Linked DNA regions of Homo sapiens: all the other regions are linked to region 2. A link is a contact called in ENCODE Hi-C or POLR2A ChIA-PET data. All regions are on one chromosome and are shown on one strand. Each heading gives the region's core, a stretch centred on a gene start or an enhancer-like site at or near the end of the contact. The rest is flanking DNA. Distances are from core to core; before and after follow the strand shown. Region 1 holds the start of CCND2 (cyclin D2). Region 2 holds the start of RHNO1 (RAD9-HUS1-RAD1 interacting nuclear orphan 1). Region 3 overlaps CACNA2D4 (calcium voltage-gated channel auxiliary subunit alpha2delta 4). Region 4 holds the start of TIGAR (TP53 induced glycolysis regulatory phosphatase).

Evidence for each region. Hi-C counts contacts between places; a loop is a spot of excess contacts on that map. ChIA-PET counts read pairs that join two places held with the same protein, here RNA polymerase II (POLR2A). Pooled maps may share reads with other maps.
Region 1: a loop to region 2 is called in a pooled map, with 5 times the contacts of the local background. The contact joins the promoter of CCND2 here to the promoter of RHNO1 in region 2. A Hi-C loop is called at or near these places in 7 of 50 pooled maps. POLR2A ChIA-PET finds 5 or more read pairs at or near these places in 2 of 52 experiments (activated B cell and activated CD8-positive, alpha-beta memory T cell).
Region 3: a pooled map shows a loop between it and region 2 (5-fold over the local background). The contact joins the enhancer-like site here to the promoter of RHNO1 in region 2. A Hi-C loop is called at or near these places in 1 of 168 maps with a recorded cell type or tissue (CD8-positive, alpha-beta T cell) and 6 of 50 pooled maps. POLR2A ChIA-PET finds 5 or more read pairs at or near these places in 1 of 52 experiments (AG04450).
Region 4: a loop to region 2 is called in a map with no recorded cell type, with 9 times the contacts of the local background. The contact joins the promoter of TIGAR here to the promoter of RHNO1 in region 2. A Hi-C loop is called at or near these places in 1 of 37 single-sample maps with no recorded cell type and 7 of 50 pooled maps. POLR2A ChIA-PET finds 5 or more read pairs at or near these places in 2 of 52 experiments (both activated T-cell).

Annotation. Positions count from the first base shown.
Region 1 is chr12:4,272,445-4,276,472 of GRCh38, reverse strand. CCND2 (cyclin D2) reads right to left here and starts at 2,711. Exons shown (of 5, transcript NM_001759.4): 1 at 2,238-2,711; 2 at 253-468. The coding sequence starts at 2,432. CCND2-AS1 (CCND2 antisense RNA 1) reads left to right here and starts at 289. Exons shown (of 2, transcript NR_125790.1): 1 at 289-414. RefSeq lists silencers at 2,781-2,870, 3,401-3,520.
Region 2 is chr12:2,875,450-2,879,048 of GRCh38, reverse strand. RHNO1 (RAD9-HUS1-RAD1 interacting nuclear orphan 1) reads right to left here and starts at 1,826. Exons shown (of 3, transcript NM_001252499.3): 1 at 1,767-1,826. It overlaps FOXM1 (forkhead box M1), which reads left to right and starts at 1,875. Exons shown (of 9, transcript NM_021953.4): 1 at 1,875-2,129. RefSeq lists silencers at 1,570-2,009, 2,050-2,119.
Region 3 is chr12:1,794,703-1,798,231 of GRCh38, reverse strand. CACNA2D4 (calcium voltage-gated channel auxiliary subunit alpha2delta 4) reads left to right here. Exons shown (of 38, transcript NM_172364.5): 35 at 697-814; 36 at 2,452-2,564; 37 at 2,851-2,933. Among named protein-coding and RNA genes, the nearest start is that of LRTM2, 24 kb to the left of the region's middle. RefSeq lists enhancers at 196-1,100, 1,101-2,006, 2,118-2,685 and silencers at 1,028-1,257, 1,358-1,487, 1,828-2,157. Within about 2 kb of position 1,296, at least 30 of the 41 ENCODE cell types and tissues checked have a DNase peak (open chromatin) inside an H3K27ac peak, as active enhancers do; they include CD8-positive, alpha-beta T cell, where a contact is called at or near this core.
Region 4 is chr12:4,319,619-4,323,423 of GRCh38, reverse strand. TIGAR (TP53 induced glycolysis regulatory phosphatase) reads right to left here and starts at 2,211. Exons shown (of 6, transcript NM_020375.3): 1 at 2,121-2,211. The coding sequence starts at 2,152. RefSeq lists a silencer at 2,121-2,500 and an enhancer at 1,966-2,619.

The DNA of each region.
Region 1 (4,028 bases), core at 1,462-3,961, 1.4 Mb before region 2:
ATCTCCATGAGGATCTTATTCACAGATGTAGCCTCAGTGCTGGGCACGGAGCCTGGGCACATAGTAGGAACACACAAAAAATAAACAGTGGTTTCCTATTAAATGAGCTATCGCCCATAAGTGGGTAAATTCTATTGGTGGGGTCATTCTGGATCCCAAGAATTTGCTCTGGCAGTGGTGATAGAAGGCATATTGTTGGCCAGGGGAAAGCGGGAATCGCAGAAAGGAAGGGAGGAAGGGGCCGGTCATTACCAGCAGCTCCTGAGGCTTGATGGAGTTGTCGGTGTAAATGCACAGCTTCTCCGCGGTCAGCGGGCTGGTCTCTTTGAGTTTGGAGGCCAGGAACATGCAGACAGCACCCAGGAGTTGCAGATGGGACTTCGGAGTCGGGACCCCAGCCAAGAAACGGTCCAGGTAATTCATGGCCAGAGGGAAGACCTCTTCTTCGCACTTCTGTTCCTCACAGACCTATAATGGGAGTGGGAAAGGGTTGGGGGGCGGGGGTGGAGAGCATAGCATCAGCAAAAGAGAAAAAGAATAAAAAAGCGTAATCTATCGAAACAAAAAAAATTAATTTTTTTTTGTGGGAGGGGGAGGGGACCAGAATGCGTGATAAGAATAAAGAACAAAGATGAGGAAACTGGAGTGAATCAGAATAGCCCATCAGTGCTTTGGTATTCCCAGGGATCCTATAAAAGGGGGTGAACTACAGCTCCAAAACGGGGAGTCGGAGAAGTGCGCAGCAGCCGCGGCAGCTCCGCGACGCTCCCTTTGGCTACTCCTTCGCGCACTCTAACTCACTCACTCTTTTTTGGATTTCGTCATCTTTTCAAAAAATCAATAAAAATATTCTGGAGGCTCCGGGGGTCCACTTCTTGGTCTCATCCGGATCCCCAGATCCTCCTCTATCATTCCCGACAATTGGAAAAAATGTCTGGGGGGGTCCCTGCGGCCCAGGGGCCGCTTTTGGGGGGGCGGGTGAGGAGAGGTGGGGAAGAGAGGGGGAGGGAGGAGAGGAGGAAGAGCGCCGCAGCCTCGGCAGCTGGAGTCGGAGCAGGGGGGGATGGTTTCAAAAAATAATTAAAAATCGAGGAAATATCCTAGAAAAGCCCTTTTGGCGTGAAAACCCCAAAGAAGAGCCAGGCTTCCCGAAACAGAGGTTTCGGGTGCCAGAAAGGTCTGTATTCCGACCCCTGGGGCTTTGGATCCCGGGAGGAAACTTGAAGGGGTGAGCGCCGCGGCGGGAGTGTCCGGCTGCGGCCCACAAGGACAGAAACTAGGGAACGCGGTGACGAGCGAGGGGAAAGACGGGAGCAGAGAGCCCTGGAAAGAGGCACGGGGGGCTCCCACCTCTCCTTCAGGGGTGACCCGGTATCCCCCCTACACACACCCCCTCCCCCCCTTCCTACCCCACCCAAATCTCCGCACCGAGGAAGCTGGAAAACCAAACTGTAAGTAATCTTCGTGAGGTGGGGGGTGGGGGAGAGGGCACGATTAGAAGTGGGGTGGCCGGGATAATGGGGTGCGAGGGTAAGCGGGCGACGTTTCCCAGCCTTTCCAAAGGGAGTTTGCAAAGCAACATGGCGAAACCACGGCAGGTCCAGAGCTGTGCATACGTGGGCACACGGCTCGCTGGGCAAAGACTTGGAGTGAGGGGCAAGAAGCGGTTCTTTTGGGTTCCCCTGAAACACGCGTTTCTTCAATGGGACTTCCGGGGCTCCCGAATTCCCCGTTTCTCTCCTTCTCCCTCCTCCCTCCACCTCCCCGGTGAAGTGCCAGCGCGGAGTCGCGACCACAGGCGGGGACCTGAGGCCAAGACGAATTTGCTCTGGCCTTTTGGGGGGGGTTGCCTTTCTACTCGGGGTCCCGATTTCAGGCCCCGACTCTCTTCCTGGCCGCAGCGCAAGCAGCCGCGGCGGCTTCGCAAAAGACAGGTCGCGAGGGGGGTGGGAAGAAGAGGCAGCCACATGCAGGAACACGCGCGCGGGATGCTCCCCTACCCCCGCCCAGGACAGCCTCGCTTCTCCCAGATTTTCCTCCCCCCTCTGCCTCCCCAGTTTATCTGGAGAGGAACAGAAATAAAGCCACGCGTCTCGCCAGAAGGCGCGCGGTAAACTCCCGCACAGGAGCCGGGAGGCCGGCGCGGGGATTGCCCTCTCCCAGGTTTAGGGCTCCGGCCGGGGACCCGAGCATCCGGAGGGGTCCTGGCTCCTGGCGAGCGCCACCCCCCGACCTACCTCCAGCATCCAGGTGGCCACCATTCTGCGCATGTAGGGTTGGATGTCCTTCTGCACGCACTTGAAGTAGGAGCACTGCGGAAGGTAGCGCTCCTCGATGGTGAGCAGGTTCTGCAGGACGCGGTCGTCTCGGAGCAGGTTGCGGTCCCGCACGGCCCTGCGGACCGGGTCCACCTCGTGGCACAGCAGCTCCATGGCCAGCCCGGCGGCCCCTCTCCCTCCTGCTTTCCCCGGCCTGGAAAAAGGTTTTTCTGTTTTTGTTTTTTGGAAGGGGAGGGGAGAGCGTTCCCCTGACCTCCTTCCTTTGGCTAAATAGGGGGTTTTCGGGGGAGAGGTGAGGGCAGAGAGAGAAGGTGGAGCAGAAGGGAGGCGAGGATTGGGTGGTGGGCGAGCAGAGCCTCGGGGCTGCCTCACTCGCACCGGTCCTCCCCTTAAAACTGGTCTCGCTCTCCCCTGCTCGCTCTTCTCCGCTCTGAAGCGGTGACGCAAGCTGGCTGGGCAGTTAGCTCTCCTCCCTCTCCCCGCGCTCCCCGCTCTGGTTCCTCCTCCCCTTTCCTCCCCTCCCGGTCCTCCCCTCCTCCTTTCAATCTCTCCCTCCCTCCCTCCTTTTCCCCTCTCGTTATTAAGGAGAACAGCAGCTGGCCCGACCCAACTTCAAACGCGGTCCCCCGCCACCCCCCACCCCTCTCCCTCCATCCAGCCCTGCATGCCAGGGGCCCCGGACAGGGCAACCCACAAAAAACTACCGACTCCTATTTCTGCCCTCTAATTTCACTCATTCTGTAGGTGTAGCACGCCAAAATACGACCCTCCAACTTTGGCTTCTTCAAAACGGATCCTAATCCTCCTGCCCTTGTATTTAAGATCCAGGAATGTAGGGTAGATTATCTGAAGATGGGGTGACCTCAGACAATTTAGAAATAGGTCCCTTAAGTGAAAAATAAGGGAGGGGGTGATTTTAGAAAATAGCAACCTCGCATACCCAGAGATAAAGGTCATGTCCCTGAAGTCTGTGTTCCTGATAACTTCGAAGCTGTTTCGAAAGCCCCGATTAAAGGGACCAGAACAACGTCCCTTCTGCCCCCCCCTGCAGAGTGTGTGCAGAGGAAGAAGAGGGAGGGAGAGGTGGGTATTAGGAAGGAAGGGGGGTGCTTCTCTGGAGGGATAGAATGTGATCCTCGAGCAGAAACCATCGTGTTTCTGGGGGCTCTTCGGGCGCCGTGGGGCGACGCGGTGCAGCGTCTAGGGCCGCCGCAGGCCGGGGGCAGGGCTCCCAGCGGTTCCCCCGCGGCCAGCGGCCACGCAGGAAAAACCCGCTTCCTCGCCCCTGCATCTGCTGACAAGCCGCCCGAGGTGTCTGCGCTGAGCGTGGCCACACCGATGCAGCTTTCTAGGAAATGGCCCGGGAGGGGGAGGGGGCGAGTGAGGGATTAGGTCCGGCTCCCCCTCGCTCCCCCTGCGCAAACACCACCACCCCTTCCTTTCCCCGGAGGCATGAGGCCTCCACGCTCGGTCCTTCGCCCGCATCCTCGCCGACCCCTCCGGTTTCGCGCCTCACTCGCCAGGCTTTCTCCCTGGGAGCCGACTGCGGTGAAGTCGCCGCCAGCACGGTCGGCCCTGACACGTGCTCTAACGCATGCTTGAGTCAAGGCTGTCTTTACAGGAGATACGATCTGGTGGCGTTTCTTCACCTCCTTCCTCCCGTCACCCCCCACCCCCACCGCGCCCTTTGGTGTATTTCACTCCAGGAGGAAGGGGAGAGACCAGCGCCCTGATGTGCTGGCCAAGCTG
Region 2 (3,599 bases), core at 577-3,076:
CAGCCTGGGGGACAGAGCAAGACCCTGTCTCTAAAAAATAAAAAGATAAATAAAAATAAATATATAATTAAAAAAAAAACTCATTCTGAGCATTGCTTTGTAGTAAAAAAACAAAAACTGAATTCACGATCATTCCCCTGACAACCCCCCGCCCGTCCCTTGGCCAAAGTGATTATCTTCCAGGGCCCTTGGTCAGGGAATAGTGTCATTATTCCTTCAGTTATGCAGCTGAAAATCTTGACACTTCTACCTCCCATCCAACCCACCATCAAGCCCTGTCAACTTTACCTCTTAAACATGTTTTCTTAATGCCCCTTTTTTACTCTCTCTGTCTCCTTCTTTCTCTTCCTCTCTCTCTCTCCCTGCCACCCTTTTTCAAGCTCCAGCAGTTCTTGCCTGGAGTATTGCAACATCCAACTGTTCTGCCCTAATCCACTCTAGCAATCCCCGCTATAGAGGGACCTTTTAAAATGCAAATCTGACCTGGATTCACTTCTGCTTAAAGCTTATGACTGGTTTCCTTTAATTCTTGGATAAGCACAAAACTTCTCGGTATGGCTAAGGCTCTGCTTCCTCCGGCTCCAGCTTCAACTCACACCACACTCCATTCAGGTCGATTAGCTCAAACCCCTCAGATATTTCTCAGCCTTTGTACTCACTGTGCTTCCTCCTGCCATCCAGCCTTTGCACGCCTGATTCCCTCTGCTTAGAGGAGTTCCCTCCTTTCTTTGTAAAAGGCATCAGATCTCACACCAAGCTCTCATTACAAAAGCCTTTCCTGTCCTACCTCTCAAGATCTCGTTATTGTAAATACTCAAAGTATCATTAACCTCTAATGTTTCAATTTACAGCAATAATTCAACATTTGTTTGTTTTGGAGACGGTGTCTCCCTCTGTCGCCCAGGCTGGAGTGCAGTGGTGTGATCATGGCTTACCATAGCCTCCACCTCTCGGCCTCAGGTGATCCTTCCACCTCAGCCTCCAGAGTAGCTGGGACTACAGGCACGCACCACCACGCCCGGCTAATTTTTAGTAGAGAAGCGGTTTCGCTATGTTGCCAGGCTGGTCTCGAACTCGTGACCTCAAGTGATCCACCCGCCTCGGCCTCCTAAAGTGCTGGGATTACAGGCGTGAGCCACTATGCCCAGCCCACATTTGTTTATTTGATTAAAATGTCTGTGCCCCTCTTCCAGGATTGGGCTGTGAGCCCAGGGGAAGGAAAGAACCTTGTCTGCCATTGTATCTTCAGGGCCTAGCGGTGCCTGGCGCACAGCAGTTGCTCAACTAGACTGGTTGACTAAGTCAATAAATAAAGCACTACGGTCTATTATATCCGAAGGCTTGGCTTCGGGAGGGGCAAAAGACAGGTTTCGCGCTGAGGTAGGGTTCATGGTGCCGACATTTTTTTTCAAGATGGAAGAAAGCGGAGATAATACGCAGCCCTCAAAGGAACTTAGTCTAATCGGGGGGAGCAGACGATCGTTCACTGTGGGAAAATGGGGTACGATTTCCCCCAGTGAGGAAATCAACTAAAGCCGAGCTTTGAAAAGGGGAGCAGAGGAGCCTGAGGGGAAGCGGGGGCGTGTCGCCTGGCGTGACCAGCGCGGCAGGAAAAGCGGGCCCAGGGACCCGGGCCTGTCACGCCGCTTCCGCGCGTCCCCAAACTCTCCCTCGGCTCGCCCACCCACGCGGCGGGGACCCCTCCGGCCCCTCCCCGGCCCCACGGCCACTTCTTCCCCCACAAGCCGGCCTGCGGTCCGCCTTACCAGCCCGGGCCGGACGGGGCCGCAGCTCCTGGCAGACCGCACAGCCTTCGAGCCCGGAATGCCGAGACAAGGCCGGCGCCGATTGGCGACGTTCCGTCACGTGACCTTAACGCTCCGCCGGCGCCAATTTCAAACAGCGGAACAAACTGAAAGCTCCGGTGCCAGACCCCACCCCCGGCCCCGGCCCGGGACCCCCTCCCCTCCCGGGATCCCCCGGGGTTCCCACCCCGCCCGCACCGCCGGGGACCCGGCCGGTCCGGCGCGAGCCCCCGTCCGGGGCCCTGGCTCGGCCCCCAGGTTGGAGGAGCCCGGAGCCCGCCTTCGGAGCTACGGCCTAACGGCGGCGGCGACTGCAGTCTGGAGGTGAGCGGGATGCAGCAATGGAGTCCCAGGCCTGGCCTGGGCACAGGCGGGGAGCAAGGCCTCCGGGCGCGGAGGTCAGGGCGTCTAGCAGCAGGGCACGGGCCACGAGTGGAGATTTGGGTCACACGGGAAGAATCTGAGCCAGGGTGCAAGTTTTTTCTGCGTCCACCTCCTGGCCGTGGCCTTCTCACTGCTTAAAGCGCCCCTTGGCCTTCCCTGGAAGTCTGACCTCCGCACCCTGCCCGCGGCCTCGGGAGGGCTGGGGTGGCCTACCTTCTTAGGCCGACTGTGGCTGAGATGAAGACTGAGATTGTACTACATTGAGTCAAAGACCAACCTGCATACACACTCCCCTGCTCCCAGGCTGTCTCACCACTAGGCAACACCGCCTCCATCTTACTTACCCTTTTGCAGGGCCCTTTTCCTGGTTCTTGAGAATGTAGCAAGATTTCCCCGCTCAGGATGGGGATGGGTCGGAGGAGCCACTCTGGAAGTTTCCCGGGCAAGAAAGTGTTGGCAATAATAATAACGGGCTGGTCAGGAAGTAGAAGAGAAAATTAAGACTTAGATATCCTGTGGAAAAAGAGGAATAATATCTACTGATTGATGCGGGGAGAGAGGGAAGCCTGGAAAGATCGGAGGTGAAAGTAAAACTGAGATTTGAAGGTAGAGGTGTGGAGGGCCTGTGAACTCTATGCAGATGACAAATGTCAAAAAAGTGCAGTTGCTTTTCAGGGAGAGAATAAGTGTCCTAAAAAAGAGACAGCCAATTCCTCTGTCTTCCAAAGTTCCGTGAAATAGAATTACACAATTTTGCTTAATGGTAGAATATTCCATGTATCTATTAAAATCAACAAAAGGCCGGGCGCAGTGGCTCACGCCTGTAATCCCAGCACTTTGGGAGGCCGAGGCGGGTGGATCACCTGAGGAGTTCAAGACCAGCCTGGCAAACATGGTGAAACCCTGTTTCTACTAAAAAAAAAAAAAAAAAATTAGCTGGGCATGGTGGTGCATGCCTGTAATTGCAGCTACTCGGGAGGCTGAGGCAGGAGAATCGCTTGAACCCGGGAGGCCGAGGTTGCAGTGAGCTGAGATTGCGCCATTGCACTCCAGCCTGGGTGACAAGAGCGAAGCTCCGTCTCAAAAAAAAAAAAAAAATTAAAAAAAATCAACAAAAGACTTAAAAAAAAAAGACTACACTGTTAGCATTTCAGAACCACCTTAGTGTAATGATGATAGCTCATTGTGGTACTAAGAAGACAGGGGTTATAGTCTTATTTCTGGAAAAGAAATTAATAAAGTGGCATGCTTAGTTAAAATATATATAACCACATGCAAGTACTAAAATGCCACTGTATAAATACAATACAAATTGTAAAAGAAAACATGCTTTTTAAATTAGAGCAAGTATAATAGCCTGTGAAATAAATGTCACCCTCTAGAGTTGTTCAGTGCACAAGCTGCACAACT
Region 3 (3,529 bases), core at 47-2,546, 1.1 Mb after region 2:
GGAGGGAACGGACTCGGGTCCTGCAGAGCGGGGCTGAGGCACTCGCCTCCACCTTTGGTTGAGTCCACTGTCCTTGTCCCAGGGAGCTAAGGCAAATCGCGCAGCCCCCGAGGAGTCCCGCACCGGGTGGCTGTGGCTTCTGGGCTTCCGCAGCCCCAGGCCTGGAGCCCACCTGCCCGGCTGCCCCCACCGCAGGCGCTCAGGCTCAATGGGTGGAGTGTGGGCCTGGCTGTGCGGGAGAGCAGGGCAGGATTGCCCAGGAACTGCACTGCGTCTGTCCACAGTGAAGGGAGGGGTGGTGGGCCTAAGTACCCCCAAGCCACCCCTTGGTGCCCCTACTGCCTCTGCTCCCCGCTCAGACCCTCCCCCGGGATCTGAGTGCTGGAAGGGGCCCTGGAGATGGTGCACTGCCCCCAGCTCAGTGAGGGCCAGGCTCCCCAGAGGAAGCGCTTTCCCTCCACCGAGGCTCAGGGCCCCTGCGGCGCTCCCCGTGCCAAGCCACCCTCTCCAGAGACTCCGGGTGTCTTCCCTCCCCTCACCCCCCGCCCGGCTCCTCCCACGCGTGTCCTGAGAACTGCCTGAGGAGGGACCCTCTGCAAATGCACTGGGGTGAACTCTGGCCCTGGGAGTGCCGAGGCGAGGTCACCGCAGGCCAGAGGCCCCTTCGGTGGCGTGATGTCCTTTCTCCGCCCGCAGCCCACAAACACAAGAAGCAGGACCCGCTGCAGCCCTGCGACACGGAGTACCCCGTGTTCGTGTACCAGCCGGCCATCCGGGAGGCCAACGGGATCGTGGAGTGCGGGCCCTGCCAGAAGTAAGACCGCAGGGCGGCGCCGCCCGTCCCGCCACACTCCTCCCGCCCTCGGCAAGGCGGAAGTGCGGGCAGGGCCCCGGAACCCCCGGGAAACGGCTCCACAGCCGGGAGGAGGGGATGCGTCTAAGTGCAGAGCCCACGCTCCCGGGGTCTTCCCCCGCCGTCCTCAGTGGAGGAGACACGCAGGAGGCGGACGGTCTGAGGCGGGCAGGACGGCTGGGGACCGGGACAGCCGGGATGGGGAGAGGTGGTCCCGAGGCCTGACCCTGTGTGTCGAGCCCACCCCGCCGAGGCCGCAGCCGTGACCCCACGGCGTCTCTGGGCGAGTGGGCCCTTCGGCGGGTCTCCCCCAGCCCTGCTCAGGCGGTGCCCAGGGCGGTGCCAGTGCCCGCGCCTGAGCTGCGTGGGGAGAACTTGGAAGGCAGAGGGAGTGTGAGAAGAGAAGGCCGGAAGTGTGCGATGTCCTCGGGTCGCTGGGAGCCCCGCGGGCAGCCTCTGTCAGGCTTCCTGCTGTGTGGAAGCCGCTAGTTATAACCCGCCCTGGCCCCGGGGAGGCAGGGAGGCCGCGCGGAAGGGTCTCTCCTGCTGACCCCCCGCACCCAAGCCCGGGAGGACCCCCACGCTGGGAATGCGGCGGCCTCCTCGAGGGTCGCCTCAGCCAGACGTGCCGCTCGCCAGGCGGTCCCTAGACCCCCGGGCCCGTGGCACACCATTTAACAGTGCGGCACCTGCGGCGCTGGCATCGGGGCTCCCTTCTCCCCCACTCCCTGCGCGTCGTGCTGCGCGGGTTTCACCCCGGGTTCTGTGCAGCGTTGAGGGCTGGGGTTAGCGTTCCCTGTGCACTTGTCGCAAAGGCTCGGTGCGAGGATAGAGCCAGCGGGCTCCGGAGTGAAGCGAGGGCTTCAGAGTAGACACTCCTGAATTGAAAACTGGCTCTGCGCTCCCCCGCTTATGACCGTGGGCAAGTGACTTCGCCTCCTCTAGTCTCCATTCTCTCATCTGCAAAATGGGCACAACACCAGCCTCATACAGAGCCGTGAAGGCTGAGAGTATACACGGCTGTGGTGTGCACGTTGGGTGTGTGAGACCGCCCATCCCAGGGGAGGCGCTCGGTAGGCGGCCGCTGGGACTGCTGGGAAGGCCGTGGGCCTGGCGGGCGGGCTCCGCCCCACTCCGCGCCACTCCTCGCAGGGCGGCCTCGCCGAGCGCGGGGCCACTGCGCCACCTGGTGGCCAAGCTCCAGCGCTGCCGCTTCGCCCGGGCCTGCCCCCGCCACCCTCACCCAGAGCAAGTGTTGCCTCGCCCGCCCATTTGCTCCGGACGGTCTTGATTTACGCCTGTCGTCCCTGCATATATTAATAGCAACTCTGCACTCTCCAAAGCGGCCCAGTTTGGACTTCCTCACTGTCTCCAGTCTGCTAGGAAAGGAAATGCAGCAGCAAAGGCTTGTGAGCAAAGCCAGTAGGACTGAGCCATCTGCCAGGCCCGTTCCCTTAGCTGCCCCGACCCGCCCTGCCTCATGGTTCCGGGCTTCCCTGCCACCCTAACTCCACACTAAAGTCTCCAGAAGTTCCTTCCCTAGAAGCCCTTCTCGTGGTCGCCACGGAGCCATCCTCGACTCCCTTTCTTTGCTGCAGGGTATTTGTGGTGCAGCAGATTCCCAACAGTAACCTCCTCCTCCTGGTGACAGACCCCACCTGTGACTGCAGCATCTTCCCACCAGTGCTGCAGGAGGCGACAGAAGTCAAATATATCCTGCAATGCTCGGGGATGTGTGCGGTGGGGGCGGGGGCTGTAGGAGGTGTCTGTAGGGCTCAGATTTTGAGCAGCGGGGCCAGCCTCCTTCACCGCCCGTGTCCTCCACAGGGCTCCGTTATTTGTTCTCTAACCCTTCCCTGGGCCCCGGTGCTGCCTCCTGACCCTAAAGCTGCTTGCAGGGCAACTGGTGGCACCAGAGCAGGTTCTTCCAGACCTTTTTCCAGTCTGCAGAATGGGCTCCGGTCCTGAGATATTGACCTTAACAGTGGCTTCTGCACATAATGCCTCTGTCAAATGTGACCGGATGCGCTCCCAGAAGCTCCGCCGGCGACCAGACTCCTGCCACGCCTTCCATCCAGAGGTGCGGGTTGAGGCGGATCGAGGGTGGGCTGGATTTTCATCCCCAAACCCTCTGTGCCTGGGTCTGTGCCCCTGCAGACAGGAGCATATAGGGATGCCAATGAACACACCTGTGCCTGTGCTTCTCGGGGGAAACATTCGCGTTTATGCCCTGTGACACTGTGATATAATAAGAAACAGATCTTTATTTAGTCTTTGTCCTGATTCCTGGCAAGCTCCTAAAACGCTTGTTATTTCCTGATTAGGGTGATAGGTGCATCTTTTGTTATAGTGTTTGGTCTTAGTCCCTGGTTCCTTCACAGGTGCCTCTAAGACCCTTGGAATGATAGAGGTATCTTTGTATGCTAATTAGATGACTGGTGGCTGGGGGCCCTAGACAGGATGAGAGCTGGCCACAGGAAACACCAAGTTAGGATTAGAGGGTTGGGACTTTTGGCTCCAAGCCCCTGGCTTCTGGGAAAGGAAGGGGGCTGGAGACTGAGTTGATCACCAGTGGCCAAAGATTTAATCAATGATCATAATGAGGCCTCCATAAAATCCCCGAGCCACTGTGTTTGGAGAGTGTCCGAATTGGTGAAAGGGTGTGGGAGCTCTGCG
Region 4 (3,805 bases), core at 962-3,461, 1.4 Mb before region 2:
CAAACCCTTTTTAAGCAGCAGAAAGGGAATAAAATCCATATTTATATGACTATTGTCTATTAGGAATCTAAATAGGAATCATCTTACTTTTTAGGGGTTGCCTTACCCCAAATATTCTACAACTTCTGAGTTTTCTTTTTTTTCTTTTTGAGACAGGGTCCCACTGTGTCGCTTAGGCTGGGGTGCAGTGGCCCAATCACAGCTCACTACAGCCCTCACTTCCCAGGCTCACATGATCCAAGTGATCTTCCTGCCTCAGCCTCCCTATTAGCTAGGTTCACAGGCATGCACCACCACAGCCAGCTTTTTTTTTTTTTTTTTGTAGAGAGGAGGTTTCACCATGTTGCCCAGGCTGGTCTTGAACTCCTGTGCTCAAGGGATCCACCCACTTCCGCCCCCCAACGTGCTAGGATTACAGGGGTGAACCACCTTGATGGTCTGAGTTTCAATTATAAATATGACACTGGGCTGGCTGGGTCAGGCGTCTAGAAAGTGCACTAACATTGGAAGAAAGGGTGATCAGGCCTCTAGTTCCTGTTCTGCTACCGATTAGCTGTGTGACCTTTAGTAAGTTAAGAATTCTCCCAAGGCATTCTATACAACCGAGAGGGGTGGGAGAAGAGATAGTGAGGAACTAGATTTCTAAGGTAGCCATTAAAATCCTGCTAATCCTAAACAGACAATTTTAGAGGATTCTTAAGATTATCTTTCTTATAAAGGAAGGACAGGCCAGAAAAGATAGCTGTTAAAGTCAATTGACAAAGTTAAATCATATTAATGTCCTTTGTGAGCTCCATGAATGCAGAAATGGTATGTTATTTATCTGTATGATCCAGTCTACTGGCACACATTACCTACTCAAAATGCTGGTGTGCTGAACTATACGTTCGTATTTGGGAATCAACTGCACTTTTATTGGAGCTTTCTTTATAGAAGTTATTTCTCAGATATATTTCTTTCCCTGTTGCATCATACACTTTACCTGTCCCCCATTTAATTCTCGCATTAAAGTAGTGAGATACGCACTATCATTTGCATATCAGGAAACTTAAGTCCAGGCTACCTGGCTCTTAGCTGGAGAACAGACTCCAACCGAGGTCTACCTTGCCTGAAAAATCTGTGCTCTTAGCAGGGCGCGGTGGCTCATGCCTGTAATCCCAACACTTTGCGAGGCCGAGGTAGTCGGATCACTTAAGGTCAGGAGTTCCAGACCTGCCTGACCAACATGGCGAAACCCTGTCTCTACTAAAAATACAAAAATTAGCCGGGCGTGGTGGCGCATGCCTGTAATCCCAGCTACTCGGGAGGCTGAAGCAGGAGAATCGCTTGAACCCCGGAGGCGGGAGGTTGCAGTGAGCAGAGATAGCGCCACTGCACTCCAGCCTGGGTGACAGAGCGAGGCTCCATCTCACAAAAAAAAAAAAATAAAAATAAAAATCTGTGCTCTTAACTACCCTGATTTTCACCTCCCGTTAACACTTGGCAAATACATAAAGACCTATCAGCATGCAGCTCCGTGTAACGTTATGATAATAAAAACATTTATTTGGGATGATACGGTCTGCTGAGATCAGAGCTGTGATCCTCTTTTCTCTCCCAGAACTGTAACCTCTGGGGAAAAGAAAGAAGTCTCATATATGTGCCTGGGGGGCTGACTGCCTGGGGAAACGAGGGGGAACCTCAGAAACTGAGAGGATAGCGGAAGGCAGCCGGCATCAAAAACATCAGCCATGGACGAGCAATTCTGCAAACTCTTTGCAATCTGCTGGGGAGCAAAATCGGTACCCAGACAAGTCTGTGGACATGTCTGGCACCGTTTTTGGTGCAGCCACCAAGTGCCTACGAACCCCGATCCCTTGCTCCTCCGGGCCTCACTTTATCTGAAACACGGAACGAAGCTATCTAAGACCTGCCGTCGTCCCTCGGGGCTGCTGGGGTGAGAGGAGGGGCGACACGGGACGGCCCCAGGGCAAGCGCCCCGGAAAAAGCGCTTCCAAGCCAGCCCTCCCGGGCTGGAGCGAGCAGGGAGGGGAGAGGGTGGTGGACCCGTTTTCCCTTCACCCGCTCCAACACACTCAAGGAAGAGAGAGAGAAAGACATCCTGCCACAGCCATACTCACTGCCGGACAACAGTCAGAGCGAAGCGAGCCATGTTCCCGGAGCCGCGTCCCGTCGGTGGCCCCGCGCCGCGCTGCCCCTGCACTGCGGGCTACCTCCCCCACACCACTTCCGCCAAGCAGCCGGCCGGCTCCGCCGCCATAGGCCGAGGCGGCCTCGCACGTCATCCCCGAAGGCCACTCAGGGCCGGGCGAGGCCGACGGGGCGGGGGAGACGAGGGAGCCACGGGGGCCCCGCCCAGGGCTGCGGCGCTTGCGCCCCTGCGCGCCGGCCTGTGATTGGCGCGCGGCAGGTGCGGGAGGCCCCGCCCGCGGAGTCCGCGGTAGGATTCCTTCCCTCGATAGCCGGCAGCCTGCGTTCGGGGCAGATAAGGAAGCCGGCGCACTGATTTGTGGTTGTTGCGATTGAGGCTGGAATGCAACCGTTCGTCTTATAGCTGGCCACTGTGATGAACCCCTCACGGGTGTACAGCGACCAACAGACTGTGTTCTATGAGGTCTGTTAGTCCCTAACCTTAGGGACGTAGCGTCGGCCAGGTCTGTAGACTTAGACCCACCCACCCCAACTCCGCCGGGACAGACGCCCTCCGTGACCAAACTTTAGTCGGGCTCCTTTGAGGCCTTTTCTATACTAGACGGCATCCTCGGCCTGCTGAGCCTGGTTTTACCAAAGAATCCTGCTAAGCCTGTTTATCAAGAGAGACCTCACTGTTGATGCTCTCTTCTAAGGCCCTTGATATCTAGTAAAGTTCCTCCTCCCCCTCCCCCAGATAGCTTACCACGTTCTGGTAATTTCCCATCTTCTCTTTCATCCCTTCCATCCCGCCCCCTGGCTATAAATCTCCACTGGTCCCGGTTGTATTCTAGAGTCGAATTCAGTCTCTCTCACCTATTGCAGTAGTCTTGAGTAAAGTCTTGCCGTTTTTAACAAGCCTCAGATGAATAATTTCTCTTTAATAGCCTTCAGAACGTTGAGGGAGTTGCTTCATGTTAGATATGAGTTCTAAATTTCTTTTCAAAGAATCAATATGTCAGTATGTTCAATTCTTTGCTTTTTACTTTTAAACTTAACTTCCTCCTAAAGCAACCTTCTCTTTTTTATTTATTTATTTATTTTTTTGAGATGGAGTCTGGCTCTGTCACCCAGGCTGGAGTGCAGTGGTGTGATCTCGGCTCACTGCAAGCTCCGCCTCCCGGGTTCACGCCATTCTGGCTCAGCCTCCCGAGTAGCTGGGACTACAGGCGCCTGCCACCACGCCCGGCTAATTTTTTGTATTTTTAGTAGAGACAGGGTTTCACCGTGTTAGCCAGGATGGTCTCGATCTCCTGACCTCGTGATCCGCCCGCCTCGACCTCCCAAAGTGGTGGGATTACAGGCGTGAGCCACCGCGCCCGGCCACAACCTTTTTCGATTACCTGCTGCACTCTGACTCCTTCCCATTACCTACTCCACCCTGACTCCTTCCCATTACCTACTCCACCCTGACTCCTTCCCATTACCTACGCCACCCTGACTCAGATTACCTGCTCTGTCATAACTGTTTTTCCCGCCAAACCACTCACCCCCATCACTCTCTTTAGATTAGCCAATCGGAATTAGTTTAGCCTGTGCGGTGGGGCACTACACAGCAGCAGGGGCCACGTGCGTCAGGGATAAGAACCCCTTCCCCTCCCTTGTCCAAGTGTGC